2 separate regions of the Homo sapiens genome follow, and region 2 is linked to region 1. The links are chromatin loops, found by intact Hi-C in ENCODE. Cell type or tissue: PC-9. All regions are shown on one strand. Each heading gives the region's core, and the rest is flanking DNA. Links, peaks and the distances in the headings are about the cores only.

Region 1 (11,582 bases), core at 2,313-10,312:
ACCACATTGATAACAAGCCCTACCGGGTGATTGACCTGCCCCATTTTCTGTCCTCTCTGAACCACCAAGGTTTGTTTGTCTGAAGGCTATGACTAAGGCTGTGGCCTTTCTCTGATCTCACTTTTCCTTTTGGGCCTGTCCCTATTATAGAACACCGAGGTTGCCAGGTTAATAATGCCTCCAGATTTTGTTCAGGGCCCAGGGCTTGCTTTTGGAGCTTTCTCCTGATATCTGCAGCCGATTGGGTAATAAACTTACCTTTTAGGATCAATTGACCCTTGAGTGATTTGGGCGACGGGAGTATATTTTCTTAAGGCCTCCTGTAGCTGCTCAAGGAAGGCAGAAGGATTTTCTTCCTTTCCCTGAGTTACGGTGGACAGCATTGAATAATTCATGGGCTTTTTCCTAATTCTCCTTAGTCCTTCTAGAACACAGGTCAACAGATGTTTACGACTCCAGTCCCCATGATCTGCATCAAGGTCCCAGTGGGGATCTGTACTGGGGACGGCTGGCTGACCAGTAGGGAATTTATCCCTTTCTTCGGCTGTCATTTACTTGACTAGGATACCAGGTATCTCCAAACTCTCGGGCTGCAGCTAAAGCCGTATTCTTTTCATTAAAGGCCAGGGTTTGATCTAACAGTAGCATGACATCTCTCCAAGCGAGGTTGAAGGTTTGCCCTAGACCCTGTAGGACATCTGTGTACCTATCATGATCATCTGAAAACTTCCCCAGGTCTGCCTTGATCTGCTTTAAATCAGAGAGGGAGAAGGGGACATGTACTCAGGTTGGGCCAAATTCCCCTCCCCCTACAGCTTGAAGGGAACATAACCGATAGCCTGGGGAGGTTTGTGGTCCTTTGGAGATTTCTTTGCTTATTTCCTTCTGGGCAGGGGAGATTAGAGGAGGATTATCATTAATAGGAGGGGGAGCTATAGGGAGGCTAGGATATGGGGGGTAAGCTGAGCGGTCCTCCTGTGGGATGTAAATTGCAAGCTCTGTATAGTTGTGTATTCTCGTGTATTCTCCTTCAATGAAAAGAAAGCTTGGACATAAGGTATTTCACTCCATTTGCCTTCCTTCTTACAGAAAAGGTCAAGCTGCAGGATAGTATTGTAATTTCTACTTCCCTCAGGTGGCCATTTTTCCCCATCAGAGAGAGAATATTGGGGCTAGGCCATAGTGCAGAAAAAAATGAGCCGCTTCTTTTTCAGGGTTTGTGGGTCAAATTGGTCCCAGTGGCTTAGGATGCATTTCAAGGGTGAGCCTGTTGATGCCTGTTTCCCATCTGAAAGACAAAACCGCCTGTGTTTTTGGTTTGTTTTGTTTCTCCCCCTGCCCAAGAACCTGCAGCAGTCCCCGGACCCTGCTAATTGGAATAGTTGCGCTCACCGAAGCAGCAGCAGAAACGGTAGTTTTCCTCCCAGACCACAAGGAGGACTGAGGAAGGCCGGATTTAGTGGCCCTTACTGACGCATTCTCGAAAACCTGCACCCTTGCCTGTCCTCGTAGACCACAAAGACTGAGAAAAATTGGATTTAGTGGCCTTTACTGATGCATTCTCAAAAACCTGTTAGAGTCCTAAGCATTCTCCTGTTAGTATTGGGACCTTACCTGTGTCCTATAAAGATGTTGTGCCTCAAAAATGAAGTGGAGGGCCATACCCTGAGGGAGGGAAGGGATCTCCAGGGTTGGAAGAGTGACACCTTTTGTCCTCACTTATATGAATAGGAAGGATACAATTTCTGAGGCTCCCCATATCCTAGCTTCAGGAATAGCATTTGTTAGGCCTGCTTTTCTAAGGAGGGATCCTAAAATTCCAGAGTTCCCCCTATGACGGGGCTTTGGGCAAAAATTATGTCTTTCTGATTGGTGAGCCCAGGTGCCTAAAGAAGGGAGTAGACTCCTGGAGTTTATACTAGAAATCATCCTCATAGGAGAAACTGGAAAAGCACCAGAGACAGGGAGTGATTTTGAGAAGTGGGACTAGCCTCAGAGACTCCAAGAGGTGAGAGGAAGTTTGTCTGACAGGCGTTAGGACCCAGGAGGCAAGGGTCAGGGTAGATAGAATAGATGGGCTAGTCTCGCTTGGGCGACATTGAGAGTTCTGCTCATGGCCGCAGGGTCAACCAACTTCTTGTTGGGACCCCGGAGCTGAATGGCTTTCCTCTCTGTCGACCCTCGGTTCAGCCCAGAAGTACTGGAAAGGCGGAAGCTGGTTCCAGGCCAACCACCGCTCCCAACTCTGAAGAGTCGGGGGTTGTTAGCCCTTTCCCAGAAAGCCTGACACCCATGTCTTTAGCCCGGTGGCTGCGCTAATCACTTTTAACTGGCTGACAGGTGCCCAGTATTTAGCCCCCGAACTCTAAGGAAAAATAGGACAGAATAGCAAGTGAAAAGGGTCCGATGGTACTTACCGCTTGGCGATAGGCGATAGTCTCACCACTTGGCGATAGGTGATAGTCCCATCTGGGTCGCCAAAATGTGTCTGGAATTGGTGGGTTCTTGGTCTCGCTGACTTCAGGAGTGAAGCTGCAGACCTTTGCAGTGAGTATTACAGCTCTTAAAGGTGGCACGGACCCAAAGAGTGAGCAGCAGCAAGATTTATTGCGAAGAGTGAAAAAACAAAGCTTCCACAGTATGGAAGGGGACCCGAGCGGGTTGCTGCTGCTGGCTCTGTTGGCCTGCTTTTATTCCCTTATCTGGCCCCACCAACATCCTGCTGATTGGTCCATTTTACAGAGAGCTGATTGGTCCATTTTACAGAGCACTGATTCGTCCGTTTTGACAGAGCGCTGATTTGTGTGTTTACAAACCTTTAGCTAGACACAGAGTGCTGATTGGTGCGTTTAGAATCCTTTAGCTAGACACAAGTTCTCCAAGTCTGCTACCCGGCTAGCTAGACACAGAGCGCTGATTGGTGTATTTATAAACCATTAGCTAGACACAGAGCACTGATTGGTGCGTTTACAAACCTTTAAGTAGACACAGAGTGCTGATTGGTGCATTTACAAACCTTTAGCTAGACAGAAAAGTTCTCCAGGTCCCCACCCGACTCAGAAGCCCAGCCAGCTTCACCTCTCAATGGCACTGGCTGCGGGACTTTGTGGCACCTAGCCTGGGCACTCCAGCAGCCCAGAGGGAGCTTGTCCCCTGATTAAGCCCAGCAGGCACCAGCCAGTGGCACCGAGTGCTGGGCCTGCTGAGCCCGTACACACCCGGAACCTGTGCTGGCCCGCGTGCGCTGCGCGCAGCCCGGCTCCTGCCCGTGCCTCTCCCTCCACACTTCCCCGCGAGCAGAGAGCCAGTCCGGCCTCGGCCAGCCACAGAGAGGGGTCCCCACAGCACAGCGGCGGGCTGAAGTGCTCCTTGAGTGCGGTCAGAGCGGACACCGAGGCCGAGGAGGCGCTGAGAGCGAGCGAGGGCTGCTAGCACATTGTCACCTCTCAATAAGCCACTCAGTCTATGGTAATTTGTTTTTGCAGCTCGAAGTAAAACAAGTTGTTTCAGTATTAATTCTTTTTTAATTGTCATAGGAAACCCAAATCTAAACAGAAAGTTACAGCTTAGGCTGGGTGCGGTGGCTTATGCCTGTAATCCTAGCATTTTGGGAGGCCAAGGTGGGCAGATCACCTGAGGTCAGGAGTTTGAGACCAGCCTGGCCAACAGAGTGAAACCCCATCTCTACTAAAAATACAAAAATTAGCCAGGCATGGTGGCAGATGCCTATAATCCCAGCTACTCAGGAGGCTGAGGCAGGAGAATCACTTGAACCCTGGAGGCAGAGGTTGCAGTGAGCCGAGATCACGCCATTGTACTCCAGCCTGAGCGTCAAGAGCAAAACTCCATCTCAAGAAGAAAGAAAAAGTTGCAGTTTAATTCTTTTCTGGATGCTCAGATAGCAGGACAATTAGTACTGTTGGGGTTTGTTGAATGGTCTTTATGGAAAGGGGTGAAGCTTCATGGTGAGGGACTGAAGTATGCTACATATCTCAATTTAAATGCTGAAGGAACATTTTTCTATAGAAACATTGTTCAATTGCATTTATAGAAGGCATTTGAGGGCCTACTGTGTACCAAGTGGAAATATAAAGATAAATGAGAATCACGCTTTTGCTCTTAAAACACAGAATAGTACACAATATAGATAGAAACAGATAATGGCAGGAAATTGTGGTAAGAAATATGTCAAACTAAGTACTGAAGAATTAGAGACGAATAGATCTGTTAGCCTGTGGGTGAGTTAGGGAAGGTTTCATGTTGAGGTGAGCTGTGTTTGTAGTCTGAAGCATTTTACCAGGCTGAGGGGAACAGCATGTGCAAAAGCATGAAGGTGTGAGTAAGGTTTGTGTGGGGGTGGAGCAAGTTCAGTATGACCCGAGGATAGTTTGCAAAAGAGGCCTTTGATTGTATAGTGTAGCACTCAGTAAATAGTGTTGGCGCCTGAAATCAATGACTGTACATCCCAAACTAATCTCAAAGCTATTTCCTTTTGGTGTGGGTTTGGTTTTGTTGTTAATTTTGAAATATACTTTTGAACACTGAAATCTCTGAAACTGCTAAGATCTCTAGAAGTGTAATTGGGAAAGAAACTTGCTTGTAGCTTTAACAAAATAAGAAACTCTTCCCAAATAAAACTTATTTTGAAGTTTGAAAATATATACTTTTGGTGAGATAGATGAATAAATGAATGAATACTGTGTATACACCAGATATTCTTATATAAGACCTAGAGGAATGGAACTCTTTGCGAAAGTATATTCCGTATTTCAGCTTCAAAATCAATCTTTGAAACACGGTCCTTGCTTACATGGGAAAGGCATATTGTGAGTCAAATACTAGTTTATCTGAGGGATTTTGTCTCCTGGTTAGACAATGAACAGTGTATTTTCAGTCCTGGAATTCAGTACCAAAATGTAATGACTCCCAGAAATGAAAAGCAAATGATCGAATTCAACACTTCTGTTCATTTCGATGGTATTAGTGCTTGCCCTTTTTTGCAGTCTGGCTTAGAAGCTCATTACTTTACCTGAGCTAGTGGTCTCAGAGTGGGGAAGTACACACTGCAGAGTACACAAGACAGTTTATTTTGGAATATGGCAGGAAAGTATTAGCATTTTTTATTTATATTGCTGCTTATGCCATTGTTTAATTTGTTTTTGTGTATAAGGTACAAAGGTACATTTTCATGCATATACCGTATACAAAACACATGTGGCCCCACACATATACACATGTGCACTCACGTGTACACACAGATACACACAAAAAAATGAGGTTCCATGCTGCCTCCTTTCCCCTGCCCATTTTTCTGGGCACATAGGATCAGGAAAGTTTGATATCACTGATTTAAACCATCAATGCAAAAACACTTTCAAAGGAATCTTAAAATATTTAACAATTCTAAGTTTTATAAAGAATACACCTTAGGCAATACCAGTTTAAAAGAAACACTTTATTTTATTTATTTATTTATTTATTTATTTATTTTTGAGACAGTCTTGCTCTGTCACCTAGGCTGGGGTGCAGTGGCGTGATCTCAGCTCACTGCAACCTCCGCATCCTGGGTTCAAGTGATCTCCTGCCTCAGCCTCCCAAATAGCTGGGATTACAGGTGTGTGCCACCAAACCCCGCTAAATTTTTTTGTATTTTTAGTAGAGACGGGTTTCATCATGTTGTTCAGGCTGGTCTCGAACTCCTGATCTCATGATTCACCTGCCTCAGCCTCCCAAAGTGTTGGGATTACAGGCGTGAGCCACCACACCCGGCCTAAAAGAGACACTTTAATGAAATAAACATAGTAGGTTGTAAGGTTGTAATTTGTGTCTAATAATGAATGCATACTTATGGGCACTTTAGATTTTTTTATACCAAAGTAGCTTTCAAAGGACAATTTATATCATGTTTTCTTAGTGAAGTGGTAATGAATTCCATAAATATCCTTGTACCATGCCTCCTATCTGACATTTCCCTCCTAAATTGGTTAAAAATCAGTATTATAGACTGTGCGCGGTGGCTCACGCCTGTAATCCCAGCACTTTGGGAGGCCATTTCAGGCAGATCATCTGAGGTCTTGAGTTTGAGACCAGCCTGGCCAACATGGTGAAACCCCGTCTCTACTAAAAATACAAAAAAAAAAAAAAAAAAAAATTAGCCGGGCGTGGTGGTGCGTACCTGTAATCCCAGCTACTTGGGAAACTGAGGCAGAAGAATGGCATGAACCCGGGAGGTGGAGGTTGTAGTGAGCCGAGATTGCACCACTGCACTCCACCCTGGGCAACAGAACGAGACTCTGTCTCAAAAAAAAAAAAAAAAGAAAAGAAAAAAAATCAGTATTACAAACGTGCTTGTAAAGTAGATGTGTTGCCCACATCTTCCCTGGTGCTGTTATTTGGCACAACACTGACATCTAGAGTCCGTTGTGGCTTATTTGTTCTGAAGTTACCTCTGTTTAACCTTCAGCTTTGGATTTTCTGTATTTTGGCTTTTATGGTCTTACTCTAGCCACTATATTATTCTCATTTTGCTGATAGCATGATGTAAGTTACTTTGCATACCCTGGCAGGCAAATGTGCGTTACCCCACTGCCCCATTACAACATCAGAGGAAATAACTTTACTAAGGTGCTTTTCAAAATGAATGTCTCTAACTCAAATTTTGTCACGTTGTCCCTCCCAACTTATTTTAATTGTGCCATGATTTCCACAAACCATAAAGGTGATTCTTCCACTCAAGACTGAGGCACATGGTTTGGCTTCAGATCTTCAGGATGGCAGTCATCACACATCTCATGTTGAATGAAACAGACTCAGGATACAAGTTTAAAATAGAATTTTTTTTCTTGGCAAATTTGGAAGGTATTTTTCAGTTGCATTTTGTTGGGTTTTAGTATTTTGGTAATGACTATTAGTTATAGTTTCCTTACATTCTGACATCCTTCTTTGTAGCCAGTTGTCTTTTCAGTTTACCTTTATTTTTTTTTAAGACCTGATGATATATGTTCATTAACACTGCCATAGCTCCTGGAGTTGGATTTTCAGTGACTTCATTGAAAATTAAAACGTTTCTATGGCCTTTCATAGTTGGAAAGTACTCTTCTGTTTTCATAAGTGTTGTTATCTTTCTCCTGCAATAATAAATAAATAGAAAGCCATGTTTAAGGTTATGTAACCAATGAAGCCAACTGCCAAGGAACATGCAAACCACTGGGCCATCTTGGATTCTGGGTCCTAAGTGTCCATATGGTAATCTTAAAGGCCAGATTACCGTTTTCCCCATCCGTATTTAGAGTAGGATGTGGGAACTGAAAAATACTTTTTTTTTTTGTTTGGATGCTACTGTCAAAATCGTGGCTGGGAGCTTTACAATTCTCACTTCTAAGACTGCTTTCAGGCCACATACCTCGGCCTTGTTGTTGAAAACATGTCCCAGCCTCAGAAAGAAAAATGATTTGTAATTACTCAGCATGGCATCTTAGTAATTAGACCACCTATCTTTATGTATTCATATATACACTGTAGGATGAAACGACTACTTAGACAATATTCTTTCCTTGGCAAAAATCCTTTGTGAAAGTTAGATTTTTAGCGCTTGCTTTGGCAGCACATACACTAAAATTGGAACAATATAGAGAAGATTAGCATGGCCCCTGGGCAAGGATGACACACAAGTTCGTGAAGCGTTCCATATTTTTTTAAAAAGAAAACAATTAAAGTAAAAGTTGGACTTAAAAAAATCGCCTTATTTCAGTCTCCTGATGCATTTGCCCTCTTGGCTGCTGTTTAAGAGGAAAATATCTTTACTAGTTTATCAGTTCAGCTTATTTTGTGCTCGCTTTGGCAGCACTTACACTAAAATTGGAATGATACAGAGAAGATTAGCATGGCCCCTACACAAAGATGACATGCAAATTTGTGAAGCATTCCATAAATTTTAAAAAATAAATAAAAATAAATTAACCTTATTTTGTATACATTTTAGCTTATTTGAGCTATCTCATCATGCATCATGGAAACAAAGTATCTGTTCTATTGGCATTAAGATAATATTTTGTTTGAAGAACCTGTTTATATAAGACTTTAAAGGAATACTTTCAGGATGTATTATAGATATACATGTATTCTTTTCAGTTCAACTCCAGACACTGGAGAAATACTTGTTTTTTAATATCATTAGCTGCATCTTTTCTAATGTGAATTTATTTTTGCCTTATAAGTAACAAGTAATTTTTTTTCATAATTTGACCCACAAACATTTGCAGTATCTACTGAACGCCTACCACTGCATGCAGGATACTGTACAGAGTAGCTTTTAATCTATCCTTTTAAAGCATCATTGTCTGTATTGAAAACATTGCTCGTGTCTAATGTGTTTCTGAAAGTTTCCATGTCACTAAGATGCCAGCCTGGGGCTATTTAATATTGTATCAGATGTCTTTTGTTATGTATTTATTAAAACAGGTTCTATATAAAAATACATTCTTGTGAAAGTTCTCTTTCAGACTCTTCTGAAGGAAAACATGGTTCTTGACAGCTCCTTGGCAGCTTAGTTTTTTCAAACGTGCTTTATATCTGTATTTACATTTTTTTTTGACATTTTACACTTACAGATTGCTGATTTGTTTCCACATGTCTCTTATGGTATAGTTCTTGAGCAATTTCCTGAAAAATACGCCGAGCACTCTTCTTCTATAAAGACAAATGAGAAAAAAAAATTCTCTTTTGGGAATATAAGCGATGATAACGACGCATCATCAGAACTTTTCTTGCTCTATTGCCACCGGTCCCAAAAACTACCCCCTCCCCCAACACATATGTGCCTACAGTTAACTCTTTTGTATTTGAGAACTTTAAATATAATTTATGGTTGAGAACTGTCCAATTTAAGTCACAGTTTACCCCTTGAGATTATTTTGTCATTGAGTTTCTCAACAATAGGAAATAGTGTCTGCAGTTGAAAGTTACCTTGATATTCTGTTTAAACTTAACATTTAAATATTTAAAAGCTAAAAAATATTTCAGTTTTGAAATCGTTACAACCAGCCACAATTTAAAAAATATTTTTCAAGTGTTGGTCTGTACCTTTTGTGAGTCTTCTTTTATTTCTTTGTTTCTTAGAGGGTTGGATTTTGACTGCCAAGAAGAGAAGGAAAGTCTATGAAACATTTTATGTACTCATAACAATGGTGGCAGATATCTCATGCCCTAATAAGATTAAACTAACTTAATATTTAAGTGATATACAATGAGACTTAATTTTTACATCATTTTTGAGATGCTTTTACTCCATTAAAAACTAATTGAACAAACTGACGTTGATTGTAGGATTTATAGTAATCCTAACACAATGGTATACATCTCCCTTCTTATACACATAGCCAAAAGGTATTCTTTTTTAATAACTTTAGCCCTTTTTGAAGATTTTAAGGCGGCTTTTAGTTTCTTCATCAACCCATTTTTGTTCTTAAAGACTGTTCTTAAGGCTTTCGTAGATAACAGTAATATCTCGCCCTCCACCTGCCCACACCTCACCCCTACAGCAGAAAGATAGCATAGTGGATGGCTCTCTTCTTAATCCCATGCTACTGGGCTTTAAAGAGAAAACAGCAAACTATGTCCCCTGGCTAATAATTTCAGTGATGAGAATGTATGATGCCTTCTTCCAAAGACCTCTTCTGCAGGTGGTGTTCCCTGCAGATGCACAGGAAAATGTTAATTAGGGAGCTCTTGCTGAGGCCCATAACTTGTGGAGAGATAGAAATTATTTTTCTTTTGATAATATTCAAGGATATAGGGACATTCCATGCAAGAGGATTTGACTTACTTTGGAGAGGAGTATGAAGGCCACGCACACACCGGTCACATAGACAGAGAGCAGTGATACAAGAGCTGTCAGGAAGCTCCGCAGTTCCTTGCTGAGCAGCTTAATTTCTTAATGACAAAAACAGAAAGAAGCACATTGACTATTAAAGCCTATTCTTTCAAATACATGTGTAAAGTATCCTTCACACTGCGTTTTAGAGGTGAAACGTGAACTTACTCTGCTTGCCTATTCGTATAAAAACTAGACCTCAAAAGGTACTCAAGTATGTAATAGTTAAAGCCAGTTCATCAGTTCTTTAAATGTGTTAAACCAAAAATGTTACTCGTTTTTAAACATTAAAAAAATTCAACCAACCATTTGTCATATTGCTAAGCATCACTTTTTAGATAAAGGATTATTTGAAGTTAGATAAACATTTCCAGACAGTTTGTTCAAGGGCATCTAAAATCTCTTTTGGTAGAAACGGTTTACCAGTATCATCAAGAGTCTGCCTATGTGGTTAAGATATTTTCATATGTATTTGTTAAGGGTGATATTTATAGCCTTGGAACTAGTACACATAGCTGAAGAGTCCCATCTGTGAAAGAACCTGGGAAGGCCATACATTGAGGAGCGCAGTGCTCACTGCGTGCTTGAAAGACAGGCACTTTTGCCAAATGTGCTCTTCTTTCTTTATGATAAAATTCTGGAAATAGAGTTATTGAATCCATTTTCACATTCGGAATTTCTCTCTCCTTGCAGAAATTGTCTTGTGCTCTGGGTAGGGATTAAGTAACATGCCATGTCTTCAATTACCTGACTATTTGGAGTACAAAATACAATTAGATTTGTACTTACTGTCTGAATAGCCTGTACTTTCCAACTAAATATCCCATAGATGAGACTGAGTGTGATGGCTCATGCCTGTAATCCCAGCACTTTGAGAGGCCGAGGTGGGCAGATCACTTGAGATCAGGAGTTTGACACCAGCCTGGCCAACATGGCGAAACCCCATCTCTACTAAAAATACCAAAATTAGCTGGGCGTGGTCGCACATGCCTGTAATCCCAGCTACTCAGGAGGTTGAGGCAGGAGAATCGCTTGAACCCGGAAGGTGGAGGTTGGTTGCAGTGAGCTGAGATCACGCCACGGCACTCCAGCCCGGGCGACAGAGCAAGACTCTTGTCTTAAAAAAAAAGAAAGAAAAATCCCATAGATGCTTATCCTGTGAATGCAGTTTATGCAGCATACATTTTTATTTGTGAAACTAACAAATTAACCACATCTATACAACTAAAATAAAAAAGCTTCAGTGTGAAAATAGGAGTTCTGTAGAAGAGACAGGAAGTTGCCATGTCTGCCTTAACACTTTCAATTCTGCCTTTCACTTTCACTTCACTTTATATAAGCCTTGCAGCTTTGAGACCTTCATCTTTTTACAAGCCATTTTTCCCTTTGACTAACATGTTTTTAGAAGGCTAATGCAGTGAGACATACAAATCTCTAAAGCTGTGTGTGTTTTCATATCAGTAGCTAACATTTGTTATTTGCTATATGCCAGGCACTATTAAAAATGCTTTAAGTGCCTTAACTTATTTATAATTTAGCTGACAGATGAGAATAAACTAAGGTTAAATGACATTTGAATATCAAAAGCCCATTAGAACCCTCGTAGTTTAAAAGCACAGGTTATAATACTGGATGGTCTCCCTTCCTCAGAGTCCTATTTTGAAATCGAAGGGCTGGTTGATTTTGAGTTCATGTTTTAACAATCTCTGCT
Region 2 (11,582 bases), core at 1,998-9,997, 1.4 Mb after region 1:
GGTGAGCCCCTTAGGAAGTGTTAGGTCATGAGGGCAGAGCTCTCATGAGTGGGATAAGTGCCCTTGCAGGCAAGGTTCGAGGGAGCTTGTTTGCCCCTTCCACCATATGAGGACACAGCTGGAAGGTGCCATCTATGAGGAACAGGCCCTCCCCAGACACTGAATCTGCTGGCGGCTTGATCGTGGACTTCCCAGCCTCCAGAACTGTGAGCAATACATTTTTATTGTTTATATATTACCCAATCTAAGGTATTTTGTAATGGCAGCAGGAACAGACTAAAGATGGAATTGGAGAAGTGGACAAATTTAAGAGGCTGATACAGGAGCCCAGTCTGGGTAGGGATCATGTGACTTGGACTTGATGTTATCAGTGGAGAGAAAGAGAAGTGAGGCACATTGAGAACATAATTGTGGAGGTAGGACTGGACAGGGCTTTTGAATGGGTTCGATGTAAGGAGGGAGTTGAGGGGAAAAGCAGCATCAAGGATGGATCCTTAGTTTCTGGACTGAGCAGCTGGACTGGATGTTGATGTCATTTACCAACACAGGAAGGCTGGGGTGTAGGAAGAGAGCAGAGAATCATGTTTTGTTGTGTATCTCCACATTGCTTTAATACCAACTTACCTCCACATTTCTGTTCCTTCTGGAAGCTGGTCCCAGCTAAGGTCAATTATTATTATTAATTATTATTAATTTCTGGACAGGTGAACTAGAAGATAAACTCCACATGACGAAGGGTTTTTTTTTTCCTGTCTGGTATGCTGATGTAACCCATGCCCAGGCCAGTGCTTGGCATAGCAGGTGATCCACAAATATGTGTTGAACGATTAAATTAATGCTCATTCTTATGTAAGATGACCTGAAGGCAGCAGAGTCTTAGAACAACTACAATCCAACTTTGAGTCCACTCAGTCCCTAGCTGCCGACCAGAAAACAGGATGAATTCTCTCTGGAGGCAAATATCATCAGCCAGAGCCTACACATTTTTTCCTACACACTGCCTAGCATTAATCAAAAAGCACAACAAGAAGTAGAACAAAACAAAAAAAACCAGACAATAGAAAGAAGTCCACATGTGACTAGATACTAGTGTTATCAGATCCAACCTTTAAAATAACTAATATGTTTAAGAAAATAGACAATCAAATGAAGAATTTAACCAGAGACCTAGAGTCTCTGAAGAGCTAATGCAAATTCTAGAATTGAAAACACCATAACCAAAATTAAGAATACAATTAGGTGGGTTTAACAGCAGATTAGACTTAGCTAAGATGGACAGAACTGGCAAATAAAAGCAGATGTCCAGTTAAATTAGAATTTTAGATTAACAACAAATAATTTTTCATATAAGTATGTTCATTCAAAATTTTGGACATGCACTAAAAAACTATTCACAATTTATCTAAAATTCAACTTTAATGAGATGTCCTTTATTTAATCTGGCAAGATTAGATAGAACTGAAAAGATTCATTCAGTAAAAGCTATCCAGACTGAGGTAAGGGGATCAAAAAGAATAGGAAATACAAAAAAGAGTGAAAGGAATATTTGAGACATGGTGGAAGTCTAAGATACATGAAATTGGAGTCTTAGAAGAGGGCAAAAAAAAAATGGGTCAGAAGCAATATTTAAAGCAATAACACCTGAGAAGTTTCCAAGTCTGATTTATGAAGTGAAGGATAAAAAAAAAAAAAAAACTCCATCCTAATAAAACTGATGGAAACCAAAGAGAAGCATCTTCAAAGCAGTCAGGAAAAAAAAAAAACAAAAAAACAAAAAAACCCAAACCACACATATCTTCAAATTAACAGCAATAAGACTGATAGCTGACTTATGAACATAAACAGTGAAAGGCAGAAGGCCATGGAATGAAAATGAAAGAAAGTAATTTCCAACCTAGGATTCTATTCCCAGTGAAAATGCCCTTCAAGAAGACCAAATAAAGGCATTTCCAATCAAATAAAACTGAGAGAATGTATCGCTGACACAGGCTTAAAAAGAAATAAGGGAGTTCTTCAGGCTGAAGGAGAATGATCTCAGGCAGAAGCAATCAAACACTGGATTGAAGGAGTGATGAGCAATGGAAAGTAAATATATCAGTAAATCTGAGTGAATATTGACTACTCAGGATTACTAATAAAGTTAGGTTAGATGGTGTGCATAGAATTAGAATGCAAGACAAACATAGCAAGTGGTGGAAATGGGTAAATGGAATTAGTGTCCTAAATAAAGCCCTTCAAGGGGTAAACAAATACAAATTTTTCCTAGAATCTTTTTTTTTTGAAGGGGGGATGGGGAAGAGAACGGAGTCTCGCTCTGTCACTCAGGCTGGAGCGCAGTGTCGTGATCTCGGCTCACTGCAACCTCCGCCTCCTGGGTTCAAGCGATTCTCCTGCCTCAGCCTCCCGAGTAGCTGGGATTACAGGTGCCCGCCACCACACCCGGCTAATTTTTGTATTTTTAGTAGAGACGGGGCTTTACCATGTTGGTCAGGCTGGTCTTGAACTCCTGACCTCAGGTGATCCACCTGCCTCAGCCTCCCAAAATCCTGGGATTACAGGCTTGAACCACCGTGCCTGGCCCTTTTCTTACAATCTTATAAATCAAAAGTGCGTGTTGAAATTACAAGGATAACCACAAAAGGAGAGTAAAAAAATAACAAACTGAGGAGAAAAATTAGAATAAAAAAAATGCTTTGTTCTGTGGGTTAAGAAGAAAAATTTTAAAAATTAAAAAAAATCCTTGATACATCTCAAAGAAAAGCAAGAAGAATAAATATAAAATAAGCAGGACAAATATCCAAGAAAGTTAAGATAGTACCAAAAAACCAAATACATTAGTGATTATATTAAATGTAAATAAACCAGGCATTCCAGTTAAGCCTCGTGATGATCATGTAGACACCGTTATCCACATTTTACAGGTGTGAAGAATTTGAGCTGTTGAGTAATCCGCCCAAGATTGTCCAGCTAGCAAGATTCGAACCCCGCAGCCTGCTCCTGGACCCTGAGCACGGTGCCTTTCCAAGCGTCTCCCTGTTCTCCAGCCACCCAGCACTGCTTTCGGTCAGCCCTTCCGCACACTCTACCCAGACTCCTGCAACCAGCTCCGAACCGGCTCTCTCATGACACATCTTGTCATGGTGACCATGCGAAGGTGCAAACTGGATCTCCTCTCCCCTAAATTAAAATCTCTTCCTGGATTTTCATTTACTACAGGACAAATGGAGCAGTTCATAAAAGGTCCCCCTAGATGGGATCTCCCGCCCCCTTCATCCAACGCTTCTTGCCTTCCTGCCCTACATTCCAGGAAGACTGGACTCAGGGTTTCCAGAGAGTGCAAGCAGTTTCCCCTGCCTGGAAAGTGTGAGTTATGGCCCACTGCCCCCTCCTCTGACCCCAGGAGGGTCGGCCCCTCCTCCTCATCACTATTGTTATCATTACAAATGGCTCCATTCAGCCAGCGCTTTCTCTGTGCCAGGCACTGTGCTGAAGGCTTTATAGGCATCATTCCCATCTAACTCTCACCACTCTATGATGCAAGTACCAGTATCCTCCATCTTCTGGATAGAAAGACTCAGGCAGATTACTAATTCAGCTAGTATGTATTTACTAAGTAACTGCTATAAGCTTGGCACCCTCTTAGATGCTGAGAAAAAGAGCAGTGAATAGAACAGGCAAACCTCCCCGCTCTCATGTAAGCTCACCCATCAGCTCACATATGACCTATGGTAGTTGTGATAAGTGATATGCAGAAAATAAAATAGGGAGTACGGACAGCGTGTGAAGCAGGTTGCAGTGTTCTAAAAAGGTAGTAAGGGAAGGCCTCAATAAGGTGATATGTGAGTAAAGATGTGGAGGAGATGAGGGAATGAGCCAGGCTGGCATCTCGGAGAAGAGCATTCTAGGGACGATGCCTTGAGAAAGAGCAGGGAATAAGTGGCAAACTTGCTGAAACGTTATCTGTTGGCCAACCTGACCTCCTGACTGGCAGGTGAGCCCCTCCAAGTGTGGTCATAACCCCAGCAGCTGGGCACACAGAAGACATTACTAAATGAAGGAACCTGGACTCCGATTCTGAGTGAAACAGTAAAGGGGCACCTTCCTCACCACAACTTTTGTGGACTTGGAACCCTGAGGCTGGTGCCATTCATCCTCAGTCCCCAGTGCACAATCCCCACACACTGTCCACTCCAGACTCTCGGAGAGGAAAGACGTATTACACCCTTTTCCCTGTGTCTCTGGAACTGGATCTGTGCACTGTGGGCCTCTCTGGAGTCCTCCTAAACAAAGGGAAGGCACAGGGGTGGTGTGCTGGAATGCAAGATCCCTGAGACCCCACCGGGGGCAGGGAGGCCTGATTCCAACTAGGCACTGCAGTCTCATTTGCACCATCTTCTCACGTTTCACAAGAAAAATGGAGCTGTTAAGACATCCAAAGAGCAAGTCAAACTGATATCAAATCCCTGAAAGCTCTAAGAAACGAGTGCAAGGCCATTGGGTTATATGGCATGCAAAAATGCACCACCAAGGGAGAGGACAGCCCTGTCCTCTGTGTATAGCAGGTGTTGGCAGAGGGTGAAAAACGTAGCTAAGACCAGACCAAACCAAGACCGAATTCCAGAGGGGTTTGCAGAAGGTAGACCCAACCCACCCAGCAAGGTGAAATCTACCAGATGACCCTCGTGGAGAAGCCTGAGAAAGGAACAGGGTCGCAGAGAGGAAACCTGAAGCATCCATCTGGGAGAACCCAGGAAGGAGTGAAGAGCAATGGAAAGTGAATGTATTAGTAAATCGAAGTGATTAACCGTTCAACGTTATGTTAGATGATGTACACAGAATTAGAACATATGACACAGAACCCAGCTGGGAGAAAGGGGATACTGGGGTGGGGGAGGACCTCAAGCTACATCCCACGGAGTCAGAGTGGCCTAGAATCACCCACGGGGCAGTTTAACACACAGGAACATGCAGCTCTGGGCAAGGGGTGTTATCACACCTTTGCTTTCTTCAGGAAGATTTACAGGGACCCGAAAAGTATTCAGAGAGACGTTGACCATTCAAGTATTGAAAGATAATCTTCCAAATCCTAAGGAGACAGGCAAAATGATCCTTAAATATCTGCATAACTATTAAATCTACATATTTTATGACATGTGAACACTTTGTGGCATAATGAAGCCTCTTGAATAATCAGCGTACTACATGGTTAAACTCTCTAACAGAACCTAAGCGAAATCTTACCATTTCAAATTAGAGAGCTTCAGAAGTGCTGTACCTAGCACGGCATGTGGTTCACACTTGTCAGGAACATCAACTCCCCCCACCCCAACCCTAAACCATAATGCTGTGCTTTAGGGAAACAAGATCTGTCCTGATCTGTACTCAACACTTTCCGGGAACAAATGATGGCTGGTGGCACTCCCCTAAACAGAAACCCCTGTTCACTGATACCGTATTCCCCAACTCATACTGAATAAACATTTCCACACTCAGAGGCTAACCACCTGCAGGCTGGACTTCTAAAATGCATAAGAGATCTTTAGTGCCCCCACGTGGCCATAGGTGATGTGACATCCTCAGTAGGGAGTTCTGTCCTGAAGGGTGGGAAAGACAGCTGGAAAAATGTTGTTTGTATCAAAAATATTAAATATCTAGGGTATGAGACAGCGCAGGAAGAATGGCCCCTTTTATACTGCTATTTCTTCCCATCATAAAAGTTTGGTAAGAGGGGGAAAATAATGCGAAATGTTGAAAATCTGTTGGATTGAACCAGAATGTGAGTTTTTGTCCAGTTCCATGGCCCAGGACAAACTGTCTCTAATCCGTCATGGAGGAAATGGGAAGAACCATCCCTGATTGTGAAAATTATACAAGCATGGATGTGATTTTTTGTTTTAAACTTTTACACAGAAAACATATGTATACATCTTTCTGTAACTTGTGTTTTAAACACTGCAATTTTAAGGCATTTTGTAAAGACTGATGCAGTACAATTATTATTATAGTCAACACCAAAAAGATATCAGTTGGCAAGGGGGAGAAAGGAGAAATGTGGCTTGAAGAGGACATCTTGTAATAAATTTATTGTATTTTGTTACATTTTCCACTTTTCTCTTAATTCCAACTGTATACTATATAATCAACGCTGTTTCAGAAATAAAACGTTTCAAACGTAAAAATATAAATTCTGCTTCTTAAAAGTGCATACACTTTGAATAATAAAACATACAAATAAATAACAGAAATCAGTGACACATCTCATGCACTTGTTCTAAAATAAATTTAAAATGTACGATACACTTTTCTTCCAGCCTCTAGGAAAGACATCCTGCCTTCCATATTACTGTACAACTGAAAATGAAAACGACACAGAAATCACTATCCACGGTGCATGAGTAATACCAAAGCACTTTGTGTACAGTGATGTGACATGCAGCTTTCAAGACAACTACAGAAATTCCAGTGTAAAAACTGAAGAGTTCAATCAAGAAACGACTTATGTCAATGAGGCTTAAATTCAATTTTAACCAGTGGTGAGAGGCACAGTTGGTGAGCAGACCTCTATGGAATGCAAACACGTATTTGAAAGGCCTACAAAGAGAACTCCAACTTCGGAAATACTGTAACTGCTTTTGCATTTGGTATGACACCACACCGTTTATAATAGCACCTAGGAAATTTCATATTGCATTTGGACGACTGCAACAGATATCATTATTCTGGATGGCCTTTCTAAAGAAACATTTCCAACTTGCATGTCTACTTGTATCTTCATTCCTTAAAATGTTGAAAACACCAGGTAAATTGTGGTGTTTTGTAGGCAGCATGAGGCTCGACAGAATGAAACCATCAGATTACTTCGAAGGTGTTGTAGTGCATTCAGCTCACCACAGATTAAAACTAAATTTTATTTGCCTCCACAGTTAACACAGAGTGCCAAATTCTGGGATGTGTATTACTTAATGGTAAAACAAACAAAAAACAAAACAAAACAAAAACACGAAAAAATAGCAATAAGGGTTTTTTTTTTTTAAAAAAAAGACACCAAAGAAAATGTTTCACATTCATTTTCAAACTAAAAAAAAGAATTCCTGAAACCACATTCTGGATAAGAACTATCCTAGAGAATGAGCAAAAGTAGGAAATTCAGCGGCAGCCTGGGGTTTGCTACTGTAATTCCTACAAAAAGGCAATAATTCTATCAAAAGCAGGGACAGGCTTTCCAAGGCTAGGAAGGTTGTTTCTTTTCTTCTTCGACAATTTCTAGCTCAGAGTGACTTCCCTATTCCCCCACGGGCCTGGGGAAAAGGTTCTGGGGACAGATGCAAACCCCGCGGGGACACTCAGCCTGCTCCAGCAACTAAGACCACCAATTTCCACCAGACTGGCGAGTGCTAGGCCATTCACAACATGGTCCAAGCTCCCCAACTGGGCCTTGAATCAGAAGGGCCCTTGTATTTCAAATGGGAGTTTGATATCAGTATCTCTCAATTCTTTTTATTCTTATTTTTTCTGCTTCTCCTACACAACTGAGGAATCAGTCACTCCTGAGTAATTCAAATGGCAGTGATTCTCGCCATAATTCTCAGTAAAGGGATGACGTATCATAGTGGTTCTCAATCTGTCTGCAAATTAGAAACACCCAGAAGCTTTTAAAATACATGGTAATTCCTGGATCCCACCCCTACATGAATTAGATCAAAAGCTAGGGACTGGGACCCAGGCACTGTATTTTTTAAAGTTCCCCAGCTGATTCTAGTTAATGTGGGTCTTCACTATCTCAGACAAGTCATTCAGAAGAGGCTTAAAAGAATCTTGAGGAAAATACATGTGTGAGATTCAAAAAAGTCTCTCAAATTTGCTGTGCACCCCTTCTCCCAAAAATTGGGAAACACTAAACAAATGTAAGATGGATCTAGAACCGAATCCACTGCACAACACTCCCAGAAATTCCATGGGCTTAGTCTAATTGTGATCAGTGGCTGGGAAGCCCCAAAGCTTTTCAAAATAGCTCTAAGTCTCTATAAAAGCATCTTTTAATTCTTAGCACTATTAGAAGCCACATTCTTTCCTTGTGACCAAAATAGAACCCTTGAAGATATAAAAAATTAAAATCTATAGAAAATGGCAGGTTATTTTTAGAACAAAACACTTTAGGAAAGTCTTCAGGCTAAATACAGTATGTACACCAATGATGTGTGTTCAACATATCCAATTCCACTTCTGCTTGCAAAATACTTTACAATCTCGCCAATGATCAGAAAAACAGCAGAGAAATATATGCAGAGCAAAACAAGAAATCGCATTCATGCTCTTCTACACAATGATGAGTAAGCCATATTTTGAAAATCACAAATTTAAAAATAGAGCTCCATAATTGTTGCCTTTTTTTTTTAAGACTTAACATTTCATGTCTATATGTTTTATTGTTTGCTTGCATAGGTAGTAAGAGCATGCTTTCTGAGTTATATGGAGGCCACGCACAATTGTTTTTACTTGGGGAAAAAAATGGTCATGCTCAAAATGCATCTGCAAAATACTTTGAAAGTTGATCAAAAGGCAGTGTGAGAGTGTTCATTTAAATAAAACCACTGGATTTCTCCCCAAACCATGTAGTAGAGTTTAACAATAATGTACCCTTTATGAAATGAAAGTTAAAGACAGCCTGCACAGTAACAGCTACTTTTTGTGTTCGTTTGTGATAGGTACTGGTTTGTCAGCAAAGTTTGCCTTTCTCAACTACAAATAATACAAAGTTCCACGCACCTCCAGAATACGTGTTTTATTGAAACTGTGCTTATGACTTGCATACTATTTCAAAAATCCAACCCAGAAACACTAGTTAAATCTTTGTATCCAATAATTATAATAACCTACATTGGAAACAATCACTTCGGCTGTTCAGTAATTTGTCCGAATGAAATGTAACGTCTGATGCCCCTCTATGTGAAATAAAGCACGCTTATTTCAAATAAATGAGCTTTGTTCACAGCTCTTCTCTGCTCCATTTTCCCTAAAGGCTGCCACTCTTGGTCCCTTTACATACTGTTGCTATTTTTTTCATGATAGTTATTTTAAGGGAATGACAATGTTCCCCTCAAATCCCACATCCGTCTCATACAAACATAAGATGACCCAATGTTAACGTAAAGTGACTGTGTAATGGATTTTCAACCCCTAAATAGTAGAGACAGCTCAGTCTGAAAAGGTGGATGGAAGAGTAAAATGTCTCTAAAGATGAAGGGCACTTTTGGTTTCCAGAAGGAACAGACTTGCTCAAGAGAACCACAAGCCTTAGCCGATTTGACCGGAATCCACGTGATCTCTTTTCCCAGGAGAACTGTCACTCCATTTAGGACACCATCACATCCCTTGCTTGATGGGCTGTGCTCCCAGGGCTCCTCAGCTACAGCAAATCCCTGAAGCTTTCAGTTTTGCCTCTGTGCTCAAAGAAGGCCCTCCATAAACGTTTGCAGAATGAATGATGAAAACAAGATTGCAAAAGCGTGTCAGGCAGCCTCACAGATAATTACAGTATTTTAGCACACCACAAATACTCCCACATCCGTTCCCACTGGTCCAGCATATTATTACTTACTTTCAGTTCAGCTGCTTTCAGGACGAGAAAATACAAAACGGATGGGAAATGGTCTAAGATGACTGGAGCCTAACGGTTTGAGTTTCCACATTATCTAAGGGATTACCAAGGCAAGATGTAGGGCTGTCTTAAGGAATGATACGGCCTCAGTGCAATGGATGTTTACAAGAAATCAAGAATAAAACTTTAAAAAGCAAACAAACATTACAGATACAACATTACTGTTGGTGATTATTTTGTGCCTACCAGGAGATGACTGCTCTAATCAGGCCCATCTAGATGTCAACGAGAAACCCAGGCCTATCATCCCTAGCAGATAATTTTTAACCCCAAAGCACATACACGCTCATTGTGCTAAATATTGCTGGGAAAATTAAAAAAAAAAAAAAAAAGAAAAGAAAGAAAGAAACCAACACCAAGTCCCCAACCCTACCAATGAACTAAATTGAATCAAGTAACTACTTTCCCACAAGATACTTCCCACCTCAAGGAGCACCTCCAAACTTTCGGGCCAAATAACCTTTCCTGTGGCCTAAAGTTGTACCTAGTAGTTGGAGATAATGAAATTTTCACTGTTTACCAACTATGGAAATAAAATAGCTTCATGATGTCTAGACAATGCCATGATACTTCCTGATTTTTTCTATTAAACCTGAAACAAGGACTAAACTCCATGACATACAGTTTATAGACACTGACATTTTATTCCAGATCCCATGGAAAACCAAAGGGATTTGTAGAAACGTTTTTCCTTTTTTTTTTTAAGTCACTAGACATCGTGGAAAATCCATTCCTAGATAACTCAAGAATAAAAATATTTACCACTGTGAAAATTAAACTAGTTTCTATTAATGCTTGACTACAGCAAAAAAGAAGTGTTATTAAAAACCTTTGTCTAATCAAACTATAATTGTTTCAGAGATTCAGATAGGAGACTTCAAATGAGATCTACCTATTAAACAAAAATGAGAGGTTTGAGTTAGACATTCAATTCCTGATATAGATGATCTCTTATTTGGTGCATCTTTTTCAGGAGATAAAAGCGATACAGAAAAACGAGAGCGGTGGCTACACACTGATGGGGCTGTGATGTGCTGGGCTGAACGCAATGACAGCATCGAAGGCAGCCAGTTGCCGCAGATGTACTGAGCAGATGAGAGTGGTACTGCTTTGAGAACCCACCAAAATCTGAACAGTAAAACCAGGACAGCGAGTGAAGAAGTGAGTACAGGGCTGAGTGCAATGGACAACAGGCTCACAGTCAATGAATCACATGGAGCACTGTGGTAACTTTCACAAGGCTAAATGTCTAAATCTTAAATACTGCCAAGGGTCTAAAATTCCAGCTACCCTCAACAGTAAGTGGTCTCCAGACTTGCAAGTTACCGGCTAATGCGCAAATTAGCAGCAAAATAAAGTTAAGTAACGTACTAAAAACTTTTCCCAAGAGATATTCTTGGGGGGAAAAAAGAAAAAAAAAGTAGTGCAGAATTCACAGCTATGCATGCATATGTGTTGTAGTTAATTCACACACAGCAATACTGAAAAGGGAGGTTATATATGGATCTGTGCACCAAGGGTTCAAGAAGAACTTGAAGAGTCTGACGAAAAACGCTAATATTTAAAAGCACATAAACTTAGCATGCTGTATTTACTGGCAAAGTGACAAATGCTATTCAGAGAGAATCAAGACCTTCACTCTCTTGACATTTAAAAAAAAAAGAAAAGCTAAAAATTGAGCAGGAAAGTATTGCCAGGAGACCTTGAAAAAGCTTGCAAAACTATATACTTTGCTTATCTGTGAGGTTTTTTTTGGTGAGGTTCTCCTTTGTAAGAAATGCAATTTGCACTGACACGGCCAGATGGAACACACTCCAAAACCTGCTTGTGAGTTCTGGGCATGAGATGAAATCTTAAGAACAAAGAAGAAATAATAAATGAGTTACTGAAAGGCAGCCCTAACAGAGACTGACAGACAGGATCT

What was found. Peaks named below come from ENCODE experiments on the same cell type or tissue, not always from the same donor. Only the 100,000 strongest peaks of a DNase experiment are listed, where the experiment ranks them.
Region 2: a loop joins it to region 1, with 6 times the contacts of the local background. A loop is called at or near these places in 8 of 110 quality-filtered maps.

The regions. Positions count from the first base shown.
Region 1 is chr16:21,634,467-21,646,048 of GRCh38, forward strand. The region is part of intron 4 of METTL9 (methyltransferase 9, His-X-His N1(pi)-histidine); the gene reads left to right. IGSF6 (immunoglobulin superfamily member 6) reads right to left here. Exons shown (of 6, transcript NM_005849.4): 3 at 9,824-9,930; 4 at 9,082-9,132; 5 at 8,608-8,688; 6 at 5,084-7,127. The coding sequence ends at 7,068. It overlaps LOC124903663 (a long non-coding RNA gene), which reads left to right and starts at 9,930. Exons shown (of 2, transcript XR_007065025.1): 1 at 9,930-10,710. It also overlaps the pseudogene RNU6-1005P and the pseudogene RNU6-196P. RefSeq lists an enhancer at 11,080-11,259. In PC-9, for the core only: CTCF peaks have their summits at 6,445 (motif pointing left) and 6,644; DNase peaks (open chromatin) are centred at 4,405 and 6,385; H3K27ac peaks cover 2,621 bases.
Region 2 is chr16:23,055,350-23,066,931 of GRCh38, forward strand. USP31 (ubiquitin specific peptidase 31) reads right to left here. Exons shown (of 16, transcript NM_020718.4): 16 at 6,057-11,582. Among named protein-coding and RNA genes, the nearest start is that of USP31, 88 kb to the right of the region's middle. In PC-9, for the core only: a CTCF peak has its summit at 5,575 (motif pointing left); a DNase peak (open chromatin) is centred at 5,532.